Regions from separate parts of the Homo sapiens genome. Here region 2 is linked to region 1. The links are chromatin loops, found by intact Hi-C in ENCODE. Cell type or tissue: endothelial cell of umbilical vein. All regions are shown on one strand.

Region 1 (8,000 bases):
TCTTATAGTTCAAAAATACTTTATAAATTTCAGTCCCTCAGAGATCTTGTGAATATCAACTATAAAATATAGTATTATAAATACAATAAAATTATTTCAATTATTTAAAGTTTCTGGCTTGGTATATAAAGCATCAGATTCTGTATGAAGCAAATAAAATCACTCCTAACTAGCGTACTTCACAGAATACAAATGAAGAAAAGTTTTAACAGTAAACTGTTCATAGTATAGCTTATCAAGCACCTACTATTTGCAAAACACTATAAAATTTGTACCTACTATTTCACTCAAAAAATGAAATCAGATCCTCATTTTCGTAAGCATGAAACTTAAATCCAGGTAGAAATAATATCATGGATACAAAAAAAAGTTTTTTCTTTCCTTCACCAAGTCTATCCAATGATTTCAAAACCAGAATGAGTCACATATCTGACTAAAAATGAAGAAACAGTATGTTTTTCATTTACATAACCCATATGTCCTCTTATTTTTTTCAGGAACAGTGATGGATTGGTTATAATCTTATACATCCTATAAGCAGAGGGTTCTATAGACAGGAAATACAGTGAAGTTATATGGCCCTGCAAAAAAATCATGATGCTACATGGTAAAGTCTAGAACTGGGAATTAGGAGATCATCTCTGACACTAAATAGCTCTATGACCTCAGAGGAAAACCACAACCTTTCCTGGCCCTCTAACATTTATTGTGCTTTGGGGTAAATTATTAGAGTTCTCTAGATCTATTTCCACATCTGAAAACTTTTGGAACTAGACTAGCATCCAACAGCATTTGGATGGGTGGTTCTTCAACTGTTAAATGCCGATTCCTAACGTCACCTCAATGATTCAGAATGTCCACGCTGAAACCTAGGAAGTTAAATGTTCACCAAGTTCACAGTTGACTGAAATACATAGGTGGTCCTCAGCCACAGTTGAAAAACACTAATTGGTTGATCTCTAATCCCTCTAAGAGTGTGAAAAGATGATATAATTCATTTCAGCACCAAGCTTTTAGGAATTCAGAATCTAGCACAGTGTGTAAGGCACAGTAGATGTTAAACAATTATTTGCAGAAAGAAAGGAAGGGAAAGAGGAGGGGAAAAAAAGAAAGAATAGAGAAAGAGGGGGAAGGAAGGCGGCTAACTAACTGGTCATATTTTTGGCTAAGAAACATACAAAACAGTAGTAAAATTACACTTGAATAACATACACAACACACATCAATAGCTGGAAAGCAAAGACCTTAGTATCTATAACATTTTGCATATAACATGAATTCTTGTCATCCTCTTCTCAAGTCAAACTGCAAATTGCTAAGGAGGAAAAGGAAGAAAACAGAACATGGATGCCAAAAGAATTCTAATGGAAAATAACTGGATGACTAAAACTTAGTGACTGCTTTCCCCAAGTAGAAGAGAACACAGAATTTTAAGGACAGGGACTTGGAAATGGAACTGAAGTTTGAAACTACTTGTTACTCATAAGTGCAAATTTCATTTGGGATAATATATAATCCAGAAATACTGTTGGCAATATTAACTTTTGTCCATTTTTATATCTGCATTTTCCCATTCACTTACATTATAATTTTTGAGATGTTTTATCTTCACTTCTGATGATCTTCAAATGTCAATGGCTCTTAACACATTAACTGTAAATAAACACAAAGGAACTTAGGGGAATTCAGAAATTTAAGGAACCCTAAAATATTCTAAATCATTGTGCAAAGCCTGCAGGGCAGGGAGTGGTGGGGAGGAGGCTTTGGCAATTACTTGCTTCATACTTTACATGATCTTCAAAATGTAAAACTGTTCTTTTGAATGAAATGATACTACCGATACTACCCTCTTAATCATCAGGTAATGAATGAAATGATACTATCCTCTTAATCTCAGGCAAAGAAAAAAAAACATCCTATTTTCTGTCAGAAGGCAAACAAAATTCAAAGGTAAAATTCTCTCCAAATACAAACTCTCACTTGGTGAATGTATACTGTATCTTTATCCTTCTCCAGCAAAATAGCAGGTCAAGGAAACTCATGTCCTTATCACTACCACCCAATCAACCTGCCCTGGGACTGCCCTCTAACTACAAAGCTTTGGTCTGCACCTGGGGCACTAGATCTTCAGGCATGTGTGTTCTTTAGAGCACACAGACCCTGAAGTCAAATGGACTTGAATTCACATGTCAAGGTACCCTCTCTAATCTTCCGTTTTCTTCTCTGTAAAATGGAAACATTAACACTCTCTACTTTATACAGTTATGAGGATTATATGAGAAAATGCATAGAAGAAATGTAGCACCATGCCCAGCATAGTAAGCATGCAATAAATGTTGTGCTATTTATATTATTGTTGTGTTTAATATTAACATTATTATTACTATAACTGTCTACCACTAGGAAAGCAAGGCTTGTTTTCAGTGTTGCTATTTTGAGGCAATGCCTTTGGTTATGATAAAAGAATGTTGTTATCTAATATTGGTAACAGAGAACAGAGAACAAAATTTTATTTTTGAACTTTGCTGGGCTTCTTGGCTCGCTCAAGAATATTAAGGCTTGTAATCACCAGCCCATCATCAGCCAGTTATTTTCCCTTTTGCTAATGCATAACCTCCAGACAAGGCCTCCTCCCTACCTCAGCAACTGCTCATTTGCTGCTATCAGTAAAAGCAATTCTGCCGAGAAGAGAAATGGATATGTTTCTGACTTAATGTCTATTAAATCCTCAGAGCCTGATGAATAAATGTTTTATCAATCCAAAGGAGACTTATATACATATGCTCTTCTATTCACATCCAAATTATAAACTCCTTATGTTTGAAATTATATGCTTAAAATATTAATATTTAAGTTAGGTGACAAAAGAATATATAAGACACAGATGTCTCCGCATTTTTAATAAAATGTTTAGGTCAAAGATATAAAAACAAACTGAATATTGGCAAAAGCATTCATAAATTAAAATGGTCAGCTTTATTTATTTCCCTTATGGAAACCACATCCTTACAACTGAAATGAGAGAAAATACCTAAGTAGAACCCGATGCAACATTCTAGAAGAGGATAAAATACATGGATACATGGCTTGGAAATGGATGTCAAATTGGAAGTAAGCAGAGTAGGCCATCAACTTCATTACCACTACTACTTTACCGTGCAATTCCTTGAGCTCTTCAAGTGAAATACAATATAGCACGGCAATCCATTCTTCCTTTGATTTCTGTTTCCCCATCACTTAATGATCTTGTCAATATTAAATGTACCACTTTCATTTTATGGTTCCAGATTAGGATTATAAAAATCTGACCCAAGACAAGACACAAAAAAATAGAAAGCTAAACTCAAGAGTTCAGAGTGCTCCAAGATACAATTCTCTTTTTTGGTCTGCAGCAATGTATTACCTCCTCTCTTTCAGTGTGTTTTCTATTTTGGTCATCGCATTTGCAGCTCTAAGGGTGTCTCTGGCATAAGTGAAATATTGCAGACTTTAGGTGGAAAATGTCTTTCTTTTAAATGATTCATCTGTACCCAAGGGGAAAAGCTGCTATGACTCCAATACCCATTCTCTCCTATTCCTCAGTGACAGAACCTCCAAATTTAGCTCAGCACAAAGGCCTCACAGATGAGACTGCCTATCCCAGCCTCTTGTTTACCTACGTATGGCCATGGGACCATCCATGTTTTAGCCAACTGGATGTAAGTTAAAAAAAATGACATGTGACTGCCAAAAAAGTATCCTTCAAAGAGAGAGAGTATGCTCCTCTTCTTCCCTTCCTCCTGAAGATATAATAGCTGGAGTTCCAACAATAATTTTGGTTCATGAGGTAACCCTGGAATGTAAGACAATCTGGGTCCTTGATACTTCAGATCCACCATATTAGATCTGTATTGACTATCTCCAGGCTTTCATGTGGAAAAAAATTTAGCATCTCCTATATTAAGCCACTGTCAGTTTGTATTTTGTTATGTGCTGCTAAACCTAAAGTAGAACTTAAAAAAAAAAAAGAATTTTCCAAATAACAGTGTTTAAATTTTTAATTAAAATATATTTTACAGGTAATTTTTAATATATTTAATACACAGCATTTGCTCTTATTTACTCTAGACTAAAAATATTTAAAGAGCCCAAGAGTTATTCACACAAAGTAAGAGTCTTTGAAAGAATAAATATTCACCAGTGATTATGGCCATAGGTCCTATGTACTTGGGGAAGGGAAGAATTATGAAGCTTGCTTATTAACAGTTTGTATTAATGACAACATTGGTACCTATATAGAAACATATTAGGAGGGACAGGCACAATTAGCTTTGCATAATAAAGCTACAGGAAAGGGAACTGAAGTTATTATTTTCAAGAAGGCATCTTCCCTAGTCCTTTTTATTTTAATAATCTAGTACCAACTTTATCTTTTTATACAGTTCCATTTTTAATTTGACTTCCTGTGGAAAGCAGGTTTTTAAAATCACTCCCTATCCTTGACTATCACCTCTAATAGTGTTTAATTATTATCTACCGATTTAACTAAATCAAACAGTAGACACAAAGATAGCAAGTACTTTACATATTCAAAACCATCTTCCTTACAAAGGAAAAATATTCCACACTAAAATCTGGAGAATTTCCATTACTCAAATCCTGAATCGCACGCAATCTTTGGCTCTGATGATTTTGAATACAATAGCATTAACTTGGCAGCTTTCCAAAATAAACTTACTGCTTTCTGGTCATCTGTATCCAGGTTATCTCCTTCCCCTGGGCATAATCCAAACTTTACAGGTTCAGGTGATGGCCTCCTGGAATTACTTGTTCATAATACAGTTGACCCTTGAACAACACAGGAGTTGGGGTGCTGACCTTCAACGCAGCTGAAAATCCGCATATAATTTTGACTCCCCAAACTACTCCCCAGACTTAACTATTAATAGACTACTGTTGACTGGAAGCTTTACGGATAACATAAACAGCCCATCAAAACATATTTCAGGCTGCACGCCAATATACTGAACTCTAACAATGAAAAAAAATGTTATTAAGACAATCACAAAGAAAAGAAAATACATTTACTACCCATTAAGTGGAAGTGGGTCATCATAAAGTTTGTTACCCTCATCATGTTGCACATGCTGAGGAGGAAAAGGAGGGGTTGGTCTTGCTGTGTCAGGGGTGGCAGAAGCAGAAGAAAATCCACATAAAAGTGGATCTGAACAGTTCACACCCATGTGGTTCGAGGGTCAACTGTACTTTTTTTAAAAATGCTTGTTTCCACTAATCTTTCTCACTAAGAATCTATTTTTAAGAAAAAGCCTAAAACGCATATTCTTGTTTTATGTTACTCAAAGAAAAATGCCTTAGGAAATTTCCTAGAAATCAAATCTAATAAATCGACAAGAGATGACTTTTACCTTTTACTACTTTAGTCAACATTTTTACAAAAATGCTCTCAAGTAATAGTTTTACAGTACTTCTAACATAGACCTTAACTTAGTTTTAACTAATGTTGATTGCATTACAAAAGGCACCAATTAGCAAAAGATCCAAGGCAGTGGTTCTCAAACTTCAGCATCCATCGGGATCACCTGGAAAGCTTGCTAAAACACCAACAGCTGGGCTCCACCCCTAAAATGTTAATTCAGTTAGGTCCAAGGTAGGGCCCAAGAATTTGCATTTTTAACAAATCCCAAAGAGATACTGATGCTACTGGCCTGGAGACCAAACTTTGAGAACTACTGGTCTACACTAATAGGAAATTATTGATAATAGCATAAAAAGGAAAAATACAGATATATACGGGACCCAGTCTCAGGTTCACTATCAACTTGCATTCTTCAAATATGTGCTTTCTGAAAAGCTACATAATTACTATGTCAGACCAATATTGTTTCTTATCTAAGAGAACTTAGATCTTTGAGGGTTTTTAAGTAATGAAATCCAAATAAGTAATTTTTAGTCTAATATGTTCAATGTTTGATACAAGGTACTACTAATAATGCCAAGGTTGTAGGTTCAATCTGGTAGCTTTACTCTGTTTTACAGCTATAATTTCTACCTCTAATCTTGCCAGCTGTCTCAGCAGACATGCCAAGAGTGACAAAGGGAATGGGTAAAAATGTGTGATTGTACACAAATCCATCACCACTACTAGAAAAACAACATAAAAGCATATTTCCTACCAACATATCACTTTTTTTTCTTGAGACGGGGTCTCACTGTCTTGCCCAGGCCAGAATACAGTGGCACTATCACAACCCACTGCAGCCTCAACGTTCCCAGGCTCAGGTGATCCTCTCACACCAGCCTCCCAAGTATCTGGGACTACAGGCATGCACTACCATGCCCAGCTAACTTTTTATTTTTTGCAGAGACAGTGTTCTGCCATGTGACCCTGGCTGGTCTGGAATTTCTGGACTCAAGCAATCCCAAACTGTTCAGCCTCCTAAACTGCTAGGATTACAGGCGTTAGCTACTGCACCTGGCCTCCAACACGTCACTCTTAAGTGACCTTGAGGCTAAAACTAAAGATGAGACCTTGCAACAAAATGTGTTTTAGAAATCTAGGAAACTCCTCTACTTCTTCAGGCTATAAGTATAATCAAAATCCATGGAAACAGAAATCTAGGAATTCCTGTTTTCAAATGATGATAATTTTAAGGCAGGCATGCAATTTATAAATGCAATTAGTTGAGAACTACTTTGAGTATGTGTACCCCCCCTTTGATTTTTTTAATGGAAGTTAAATGTAAATATAAGATGCTCATCAATGCTAATGAAATTATATACTACAAATTGATAAAACCAAATAATCTGGGATAAACAAGTATGGTACCCAGAATAACTAAAGCCTGAGGTTATATGAAGGATGACAAGAACACACATTAATTAAAACGACTAACAACACAAGTTAGAGCAAAAGGGGCAAAAGTAATCAAGAGTAGCAGATGGATAAATAGGTAGTTGAAGAGGACATAATAACCTCATTGTGTGTAGGACTGGGCACAGAACAGTAAAATCAGCTCAAGATGTCCAGTCTCCCATAAAAATAACTTCAGCTTAGACCTGAAATTGCAAGTGTTCAGGCCAAATTCAACAGAAGGAATCCTTTTTAATCCTTTGAATGGGAACAACAAACAAGACCAGTGGTGAACATTCCGTCAACATTCTTTTATTTAGATGTTCACTCAGCACCTATTCGGCACTAGATATCTTACCATTTGATTATGCACAATACAAACTAATCAAAGAAACCCACTAAAGCAGTGCATTTTATAATAGTGTATAAACTGAAAAATGGAAAACCAGACTAAGATGGCAGATTATTACCAATATAATGTCAAATTCTGCTGTGTAACTCATTACAGTTCTGAGACTCAAGCCTACTCTTATTATCACATCTGACCTACAGTATTATTTTACCTATATCTTATAAAGTCATACTTATATCAAGAATCAGAGCACACCCAACAAAAGTAAAATTACAGAATATAACTAGATTATTAGGATGCTAAAGTGAAGTTTTCCACAACTCCCTCTCTCTTTCTGTGGGGATAGATATACATGAAGAATGGCCAACAGCAAGATATACAAGAGTTGCTGAACAGTTTACTGAAGTATGGCAATATTAAGCAGGACTCACCAAAGACAACTATTGTTTTTTTTGTTTTTGTTTGAGATGGAGTCTCACTCTATTGCCCACTCTGGAGTGCAGTGGTGCGTTCTTGGCTCACTGCAACCTTGGCCTCCCAGGTTCAAGTAATTCTGGTACCTCAGCCTCCCAAGTAGTTAGGGTTACAGGTGCGTGCCACCACGCCCAGCTGACGATTACTTTTTTTTTTTTTTTTTTAAAGATGCAGGATGACATAACTATAGCTGGTTAGGAAACTACTACCTGGATATCATATGAAGAATGAAATTGCCCTTTTGTGGGCAAAAGCATCAGATCTATGATGACCTAGAAGGCATAACTGGAGACAAGAGAACTCTGAAATGACTACAGATACTTA
Region 2 (8,000 bases), 390 kb after region 1:
CAGCAAGAACAGATTTAAGAAAATGAGTTCTTAAGGGGCACAAGTGGGCAGCAGGTCAGGCATGCTGCCCAAGCTACACCTGGCGCCCACAAAAGGCTGGGGTACTTCTGTATAAATCCTGGCCTCACCCAAGGCTGCCAGAGCTGACACATTCCCTATCCCCCTTATCCTCTCTCCAGAATGTCTGAGAAAACAAAAAGAAAAAATATAATCTGAGAACTGCTGCTGTGGGCCAGCTAATCTTGTCACCAAATATGTAGTGCACAATTACTATGAGCAAGGAAGTGGGTGCCAGGATCCAGAGTGGCCCTCAATCTTTATCCATTAATGTCTGTACCTCCTTCTCGAATTCAGCACCGTTTGATCTTTGATCATCACAGAATCTGCTCATTCCAGTCTCCCGTTAAATCTGTGAAAGCTGCTTCAGCCCTACTTCTTGCAAGTCAGTTTCAAGCCTCTCTTATCACAGTGTACAGATTCTGAGGAGGGGACACTGATTCTACTGCTGAGGCCTGGTTCACTCTCTCACCCCTTAGAATAAGAAGTCAGGCTGACTCCTATCATAGTCATGTTTCCAGGAAAGAGCCTAAACTCCTTCTGACACTGAGATCCACAAAAGGGTTGATGAGGAAGCTTGGAATTTGGGGTGCCATTTAAAGATTTTAAGTGGAGACTTGAGACAAAAAGAGTTGCATTTTTAGGAATTTAACTGGCAAATGATAGAGGATAGATTATGGGATGAGAGGCCAGTTTGGAAGTACAGTGACAGTTAAAACATAAGTTGGGAGACATTGGTTAATGTGGATTCAACCAAGGAGAGAGATGGTCCCCCGATCCAGCCAATACTGTATCCTGAGAGTGGCACCCAGGTTTTTCTTTATCTAGAAGACCATCCTATTACATTTCATGGCATCTACTTCAAACAGAATGAATGCTTCCTATTAGTCCTAATTTCCTCGGTAACTTTTTGTACATCTGCAAGTAATGAATGTATTCATATAAACTCTTCTTGCAGCAGGCAGAGGAGATACAGAGACAGCTAACTGCATAAAGTGCTCCAGAAACATAGCCCAAATCACAATGATGTTACACCACTGTGATTCAGGATAAAGGGACCTTAAAGAAAAAAATAAAAACAACTAAATGTGTTTATGCTATGTTATGCTGTTTATGTTTCTTCTATTTGAGAAGCTCCTGACTCAACCACTATTGAAAAATTCCGAAGTCCTATAAAGATACAATTCTCTTGACTGAGAATAACATTCTGAAATATTATTATTAGGTCAATAAATTCTCACTTAAGGAAAAGGAATTAGAGATGCACCATTTATAACAACTTCTCAATGCAAAAACTGAGTTCTGAGGCCAAAAAATATATACACTTTAATCCATTTTTCAGTAACTTTCACATTTTAGTGTAATATTTTAAAATTAAAGCTATTACATTTTAAAATAATATGGAAACAGTAAAAAGATCAGTAGTTGCCTGCAGTTAAGGGAGAGGGAAGGATAAACAGGCAGAGCACAGAGGATTTTTAGAGCAGTAAAATACTCTATGATAATATAATGAAAGATGTACATTATTATATATTTATCAGAGCCCACAGAATACAACACCAAGAGTGAATCCTAATGTCAACTACAGACCTTGGGTGATAGTGGTGTGTCAATGTAGGTCCACTAATTGCAACAAACATACCACTCTGGTGGAGGATGGTGATAATGGGGGTGACTATGCATGGATAGGGAACTGGGAGTATCTGGGAACTCTTTGTATTTTCCACTCAATTTTCTTGTGAACATACACTGCTCTAAAAAATAAAGTCTATTTGAATAATAATAATGAGACAGGATGTATTCTATATTAAAATACATGTGAAACTGTACTATATGAAAAAACTTTGGCAAAAAGAAAGTCTCATCAATTCTCTGATTCCCAAATGTCTAGATATCTGTAAGTTACTATTCAAGTCATCTAATACACAAAGGGAATTTTTTCTATGTTAGAAAAAGTTTCCACAACTTCTATGATGAACTATTCTGAATGTTACTAGAACTTAGAAGTACGGTAACTGGAAATTAAGGCAGATAAAAACATCTGTCTCTATGCAAAATATGTCCCTCAGAGGTTAAACTGGGTGAAAATAAATAGCTAACCTGGCAACCAAATAAAACTACAAAGCAACAAACACAAGTATAAACATTCTGAAAAGTGTTTTTAAAAGACAAAGTGAAATGCTCCTAGAAAATGAACATTTAAAATGTATCATATGAAACTTTAATATCTCACAATAAGAAACATACCTTTCTTCTTGTTATGCTGCAAGACGTCATAGCTGCCTTGAGTATCAAATTATGTATATATAATTATATACATAACATATACATATATAGTTTTCTACAAGTCTCTCAATAAACATATATTCTGAAAATATGGAGCACTTCAGTTGTGCACTTCAGTTGTGCCTTTGATCACTGCACGAGCCCAGGCCCACAATATCAAATGAAGAAGAGTTAACATGTTGACATCTGTTTTAGGCTAAAAATGGAAATTGTGAAGCTCTTCTCTCCTCTTCCAAGAGTTCCCTGGAATGGATCAAAAAGCTTCAAAAGACTTGGCTCCAAGGGAACTTCTAGGCAATGTCTACACAGCACAAAATGATATGGAGGCTTGGCATCTCCCTAAAGAATTAGGGCTGTGTTGACTACTGCAAAAAGGGGACTGAACCTAGCTCCCTTTGTGACTTGAAAGGTCAAAACAGTTCTCCAAGCTCCAGAATTTTCCTTTATGTGGATCTATGTATTAATTTTTCATAAAACCTCAAAGAAAACTCCTTGCCTTCAGCATAGTTAGACAACGACTGAACATCTAGACTGGGCCATGTATTTTGCCAATACTAGGGGTAAAAAGGCTGACTTTCCCAGGTAAGTGAGGCAGAGGAATGTCCTCAGTCTAAATTGAAAAGAAACCTTCCCAAACTTACACTATTTTTTTCACACCAAATCAACTTGGCCTGTGAATTTTTTCTTTCCTTGAGGCTGAGTCAAGATGAACTAGCATTTGCGGGTGGAGTGGTTACTTGAGAGCACACCATTCGTTACAAGGGGTCTTTATATGTAAAGCAGAAACATTTTTGTTTTGCTTTTCAGTTGGAGTGAGCACGAGGAATTGATTCTTTTTTTTCTCCAAAGTTAAAAGAGCAAACCCAGAGACTACCAAAATGTTAGGTTTGTTTATCATTTCCAAGTTGAAATAAAGCGTAATGTGAATACTCAGCACTCTATCTTTCCCTGATTAAAGTGATCCTGCCCTTTGAATTGCTACACAGGATACTGTTCTGTACAGCTCACTCACACGGCTGTAATAAGTCACAACAGTTTGGCACCTCGCCCAACAAAATACAAACTCTCCTGAAGTCTTGAGCTTTCCCATGGCAACATCACAGTCACCAACACAGCAAACAATCACTCCAATCCCTGCTCCCGCTTTCCTTTTCTAACAGCAAAGGATATCATTGCAGCCAGCCTCTTAGAACTGTGCTCATTATCATCTATGAAAGGAGATAGCAACGGAGATCAAGTTGCCTTCAGTGCTGAGCTTAAAGTCAGACCAAAAGCAGGATAAGTACAGGAGCATAGGGAAGTTTTACTTATGCTTTTACTGTAAAGGAAGAGTGAGAGGCTGTATGAAAAGTATATTCCTTAAATATATCCCTTAAAGTATATTCCTTAATGTGCCTTGCTGCCCTGATTACCCAGTGGCTCTGGCTCACTCACAATCTTCATACAAAACTCCCATTCACATCTAGCCCAGGCACTCTCGACAGCAGCTGGGGAGGGGGAAATGCCATCTTAAAGCTGCAACTCCGACACATTCCTGAAACTGCAAAATTGGAACGGCTTTCAAACCTCAGCTGCTTTCTCCAAGGGAATGATCATTCTGCTCATATGGGAAGGCTGCCTAGCAGTAAGAGCAGGGTGGCAGCTCCGTACAGCAGATTAAAGCAGCACCACTTCCTTTATGACCGCTTCTTTTCAGATTCAAATAACATCCTTAGGGGTGCCAGTCTCTTCTCATAAAAAGTGTCTGGGCTCCCACAAATCCCCTAAAATGATAATCTCTTCGTGTGTATTAATTTTATTTTCATTTGATGGCCCATGAGAGTTCAGGAACAGAACTAATAGTGAACCCAAGGGAATGAATGGCCTATGACTCATGGGTGGATATCATTTTATAGGGGAAAGGAAGAGGAGGGTGGAAGAGAGTCCTGGCTTCATGTGGTTTTGAATGCTGATTGTTCTACTCTGGAATTATGGTAAAGCCCTGCGCATGCTCATGGAAGATTCTGGCTTCTTTACAATTCTAGACTCAGGCCTTACACAGTGTTATAGTTTACATTTGGGATCACCCGACCTCAGAAATCAAAATTTCAGAGGGAGTTTCATTTCAGCATAGCTAAAATTTGGGGGGCAGTGGTGGTGGGGCATTAGTCCATGTAATAAAGAATATAAAATACTAATGACAAAGTATGGAAGTAATTATACCAAGATATTTCAATGCTATCCTAAACCACAAGGAGGAAAAAAAAATCCAGTGATTTACTAAACAATAGTAGAATTCTGAAATATAACTGAAGCATCTCTAACATACATATGGGTGACTGCTGTGTCATTCAAGACTCTGTGTATTTAAGTACTAACCCTCAAAATCCATTTTAGTGACAATTTACATAATTACAGTATTACTGGAAATTCTGACATCAACTTTTCACTTACTGCATACCTGATTATGTTTTATTCTTTATTATCCAATCATTTCCCATACCCAAAATCTAATTATGTTGCAATTTTTATCAGTAAGAAACCTACTTTAGACATAAAATATTAAGCTAAATAAACAAATGGTACTTTGCATCAGAGTTGCTCTAACATCTCAGAATACACTTCCCAAAAATTACATCCATGGCTACTTCCTACTTCTTTATGTTTCAGCTTAAATTTAAAGAAACTTGTGCTTTATAAAAAATGACTAGCTATAATAATGTATATTTTTTAGTTTGTTTGCTTGTTTCTTATATGTCTTCCTATTAGAATGTAAAGACCTTGAAGCTGGGGACCATGTAGCTAACCTCATGTCTTACACACAATGGATACTGAGCAAATATTTATTGAATGAATGAATGCTTCATTTATCTATACACAGTGAACCATACATGTGCTATATACTTTCTGCTCTGTGTACTCTTGTCCAAATGTAAAAATGCTGCAGCATAAACAAATAATTCATGGCATAAAATACAATACAATAAAATGAAAATAACTCATTAGTTAAGTTCAGCAAAACAGAGAAGTAAAAGATAGAGAAAGGAAGAAAACTAAGTGCCCTTGCTGGTGTTAGCTGGCAATGTCTTTTGTCTTGAAAGTTCTGGGTGAATGTTTTTGGGTTTTTGGAGAGAATGTACTCCCACTGAAATGAGTAATCCATTGTGTCTAGCATCATACTGGGATTTGGAATGCCATTGTGTTTTAGTATGAAGTGCTTGACAATGCATTCACACCCAGAGGTCAGTTTCAAAACTGCCCTTTAGTTTAACCCTATAGTTGTGATTTAGTAGAAGGATTCGAATAACTGCATAATTTGTTTACCACACATTATTCTGCTCACAATTATGAGTAATTCATTCTTACCTACAGCCATGGAATCTGTACAGAGAACTTCATTCAACCCAGTAGCAGGATTGCTAAGATCATCATGGATGACGATGATGAAGATAGTATCTAACACTGAGCACAGTAACTACCTGCTCACTCTCCCTTAATCTTGCCACCATCCCTGTTAGGCAGGTTTTGCTACATCACCATTTCATAGATGGTGGAATTAAAGCCTTAGAATTAAATAATTTCCCTCAATTTGCTCAGTTAATAAATGGTAGAGCTTGGATTCTAGTGCCCAAGGTATTGACTACTGTGATATTCCACCTCCCAAAGGAACAATTTTTTTTTTTTTTTTTCTGAGACAGGGTCTCACTCTGCCACCTAGGCTGGAGTGCAGTGGTGCAGTCACGGCTTACTGAGGTCCCGACCTCTCCAGGCTCAGGTATTCCTCCCACCTCAGCCTCCCACGTAGCTGGAACTACAGATAACATGCCACCACGCCCAGCTAATTTATACATTTTTTTTTGTAGAGATGGGTTTTTGCCATGTTGACTAGGCCGGTCTTAAACTCCTGGACTCAAGCAGTCTACCAGCTTTGGCCTTCAGAAGTGATTGGATTACAGGTGTGAGCCACCACACCTGGTCAGAATGATTTTTAAGACTCTGAAGTTTCCAAAATGTATATGATGACATATAGGGAGCATACTTGCTTCTTGCTCTTTTAAAAAACTATCATCATATTTGGAGCCAAGAAATCAGTTTATACTGTGATTACGTGAAAAGGAAATTCTTCTATACATAAACTGAGAACTGATATGCAAAGAAGCCTACTATAAAAAAATAGCTAAAATGTTTTTGTTGTCAGAAGCTAAAGGTTATTTTTTTTTTCACTAAGTAATGTAAAAATCAGTATATGGAAAGTCAGAGCAACATAAAACGTTAAAAATTTTGAAACAAACTTTTAGATTCATTTTGCTTAAGAATGTATCAGGGTTTATACCATTTCATCAACATTATTACCTTGGGGATGACTACAGTATGTCAAATTTCACCCCAATGTGACCTGAAACTGCCAGAAGCATGAAATCTCTGGAATCATCTTTCAAGTTACCACATTGCTGCATATGAGTTGAAACATTTCAGTACATAAAAGAAAGATACACATTCTAACCCTGTATCTTCTTGAATACCTTTTCTAATTCACATATTATTAAAGCAAGAAACATGTAAGCCCTTTCTTCCTAGTCCTTAGGTTGGCAATACTGTGGTGTCAGTAATTTATAACATGCTTTCTCATATATAATAAGAAGCACTGGACTAAAGAGTCTGCTGGTTTGACTCTTCACGCAAGTCAATTCAAATTAAGTCACTGTGCCTCTCTGAGCCTCAGTCTCCCCAGGTGTAAAAAGGGAAAATATGGTCAACTCTTCTGCGTCCAGTGTTGTAAAAATAAAATGAGAAATTTCTTTATAAGCTATAATCTGCTATGTGAATGCATGGGACTCTTCTAAGGCATATTTTACAATATCATTTATGCAAATGTAGGTGAATATGTTAACCATATACCAGAAAAGTGGCAATAAATAGCCCAAGAAATGTGTTCAATGGCTAACATCTAAGGAGTCCCAACTATGTCTAGGCACCAAGCTAAGTACTTTACATGTATCATCTCATTTAACTCTCACAATAGCTCTTTATTAGTTATCACCCCATTTCATACATAAGGACATTGTAACTCAGAGAGGTGAGGGAATTTGTTCAAATGTTCACAAGAAAAGACAGGGCTTAGACTCAAATCTAGGTCCAGATAGCTTTTTACCACTTTATTATGTTTCACTATGTTTACATTGGCTAGGAGTTTGAGAAGTCATGTGAGTCCATTCCTGGCATGCAGCAGAATCATGAAGGGAACAAAAGAAGTGAAAGAGTAGGAAGAAATAGAAGAAGCTGGATAGTCACACTCACTTTAGTTCTTTTGTATAAGCCATTAGGAATCCTTAGATTATCTAAGATATTTCTGCAAAGCATCTTATAAAATCAAATTGTGATTCTGGAATATCTCCAACCTTGAATGTTAATCATTCCTGAAATATGAATGCACAATTCACCACATTCATCCCACGGGAGAAGGCAGCAGTAGTAGCAGAGGGTTGGTGCTACAGATAGCTAGAGATGGCGGTACCTAGATAGGATTCTCATAGCTGAGGCCAGCAAAGACACCTCTTCTTGATTGTCCAAGCTCCAAGCTGAGGTTCGAAACACAGTCTTACATGCAGAAATGGTGCTATAGGAAAACATATGTCCAAGTTATACACAGCTTACTTACAAGCTTTTGGAATCTAACT

What was found. A loop is a pair of places that touch in the nucleus more often than their neighbours do. Peaks named below come from ENCODE experiments on the same cell type or tissue, not always from the same donor. Only the 100,000 strongest peaks of a DNase experiment are listed, where the experiment ranks them.
Region 2: a loop joins it to region 1, with 7 times the contacts of the local background. A loop is called at or near these places in 2 of 110 quality-filtered maps.

What each region holds. Positions count from the first base shown.
Region 1 is chr11:95,912,660-95,920,659 of GRCh38, forward strand. The region is part of intron 1 of MTMR2 (myotubularin related protein 2); the gene reads right to left. Among named protein-coding and RNA genes, the nearest start is that of MTMR2, 7.4 kb to the right of the region's middle. In endothelial cell of umbilical vein, no CTCF peak of the experiment used is centred here; a DNase peak (open chromatin) is centred at 4,832; H3K27ac peaks cover 1,688 bases.
Region 2 is chr11:96,303,703-96,311,702 of GRCh38, forward strand. The region is part of intron 1 of MAML2 (mastermind like transcriptional coactivator 2); the gene reads right to left. Among named protein-coding and RNA genes, the nearest start is that of MIR1260B, 34 kb to the right of the region's middle. In endothelial cell of umbilical vein, no CTCF peak of the experiment used is centred here; DNase peaks (open chromatin) are centred at 3,389, 4,249, 5,519 and 7,519; H3K4me3 peaks cover 629 bases; H3K27ac peaks cover 5,449 bases.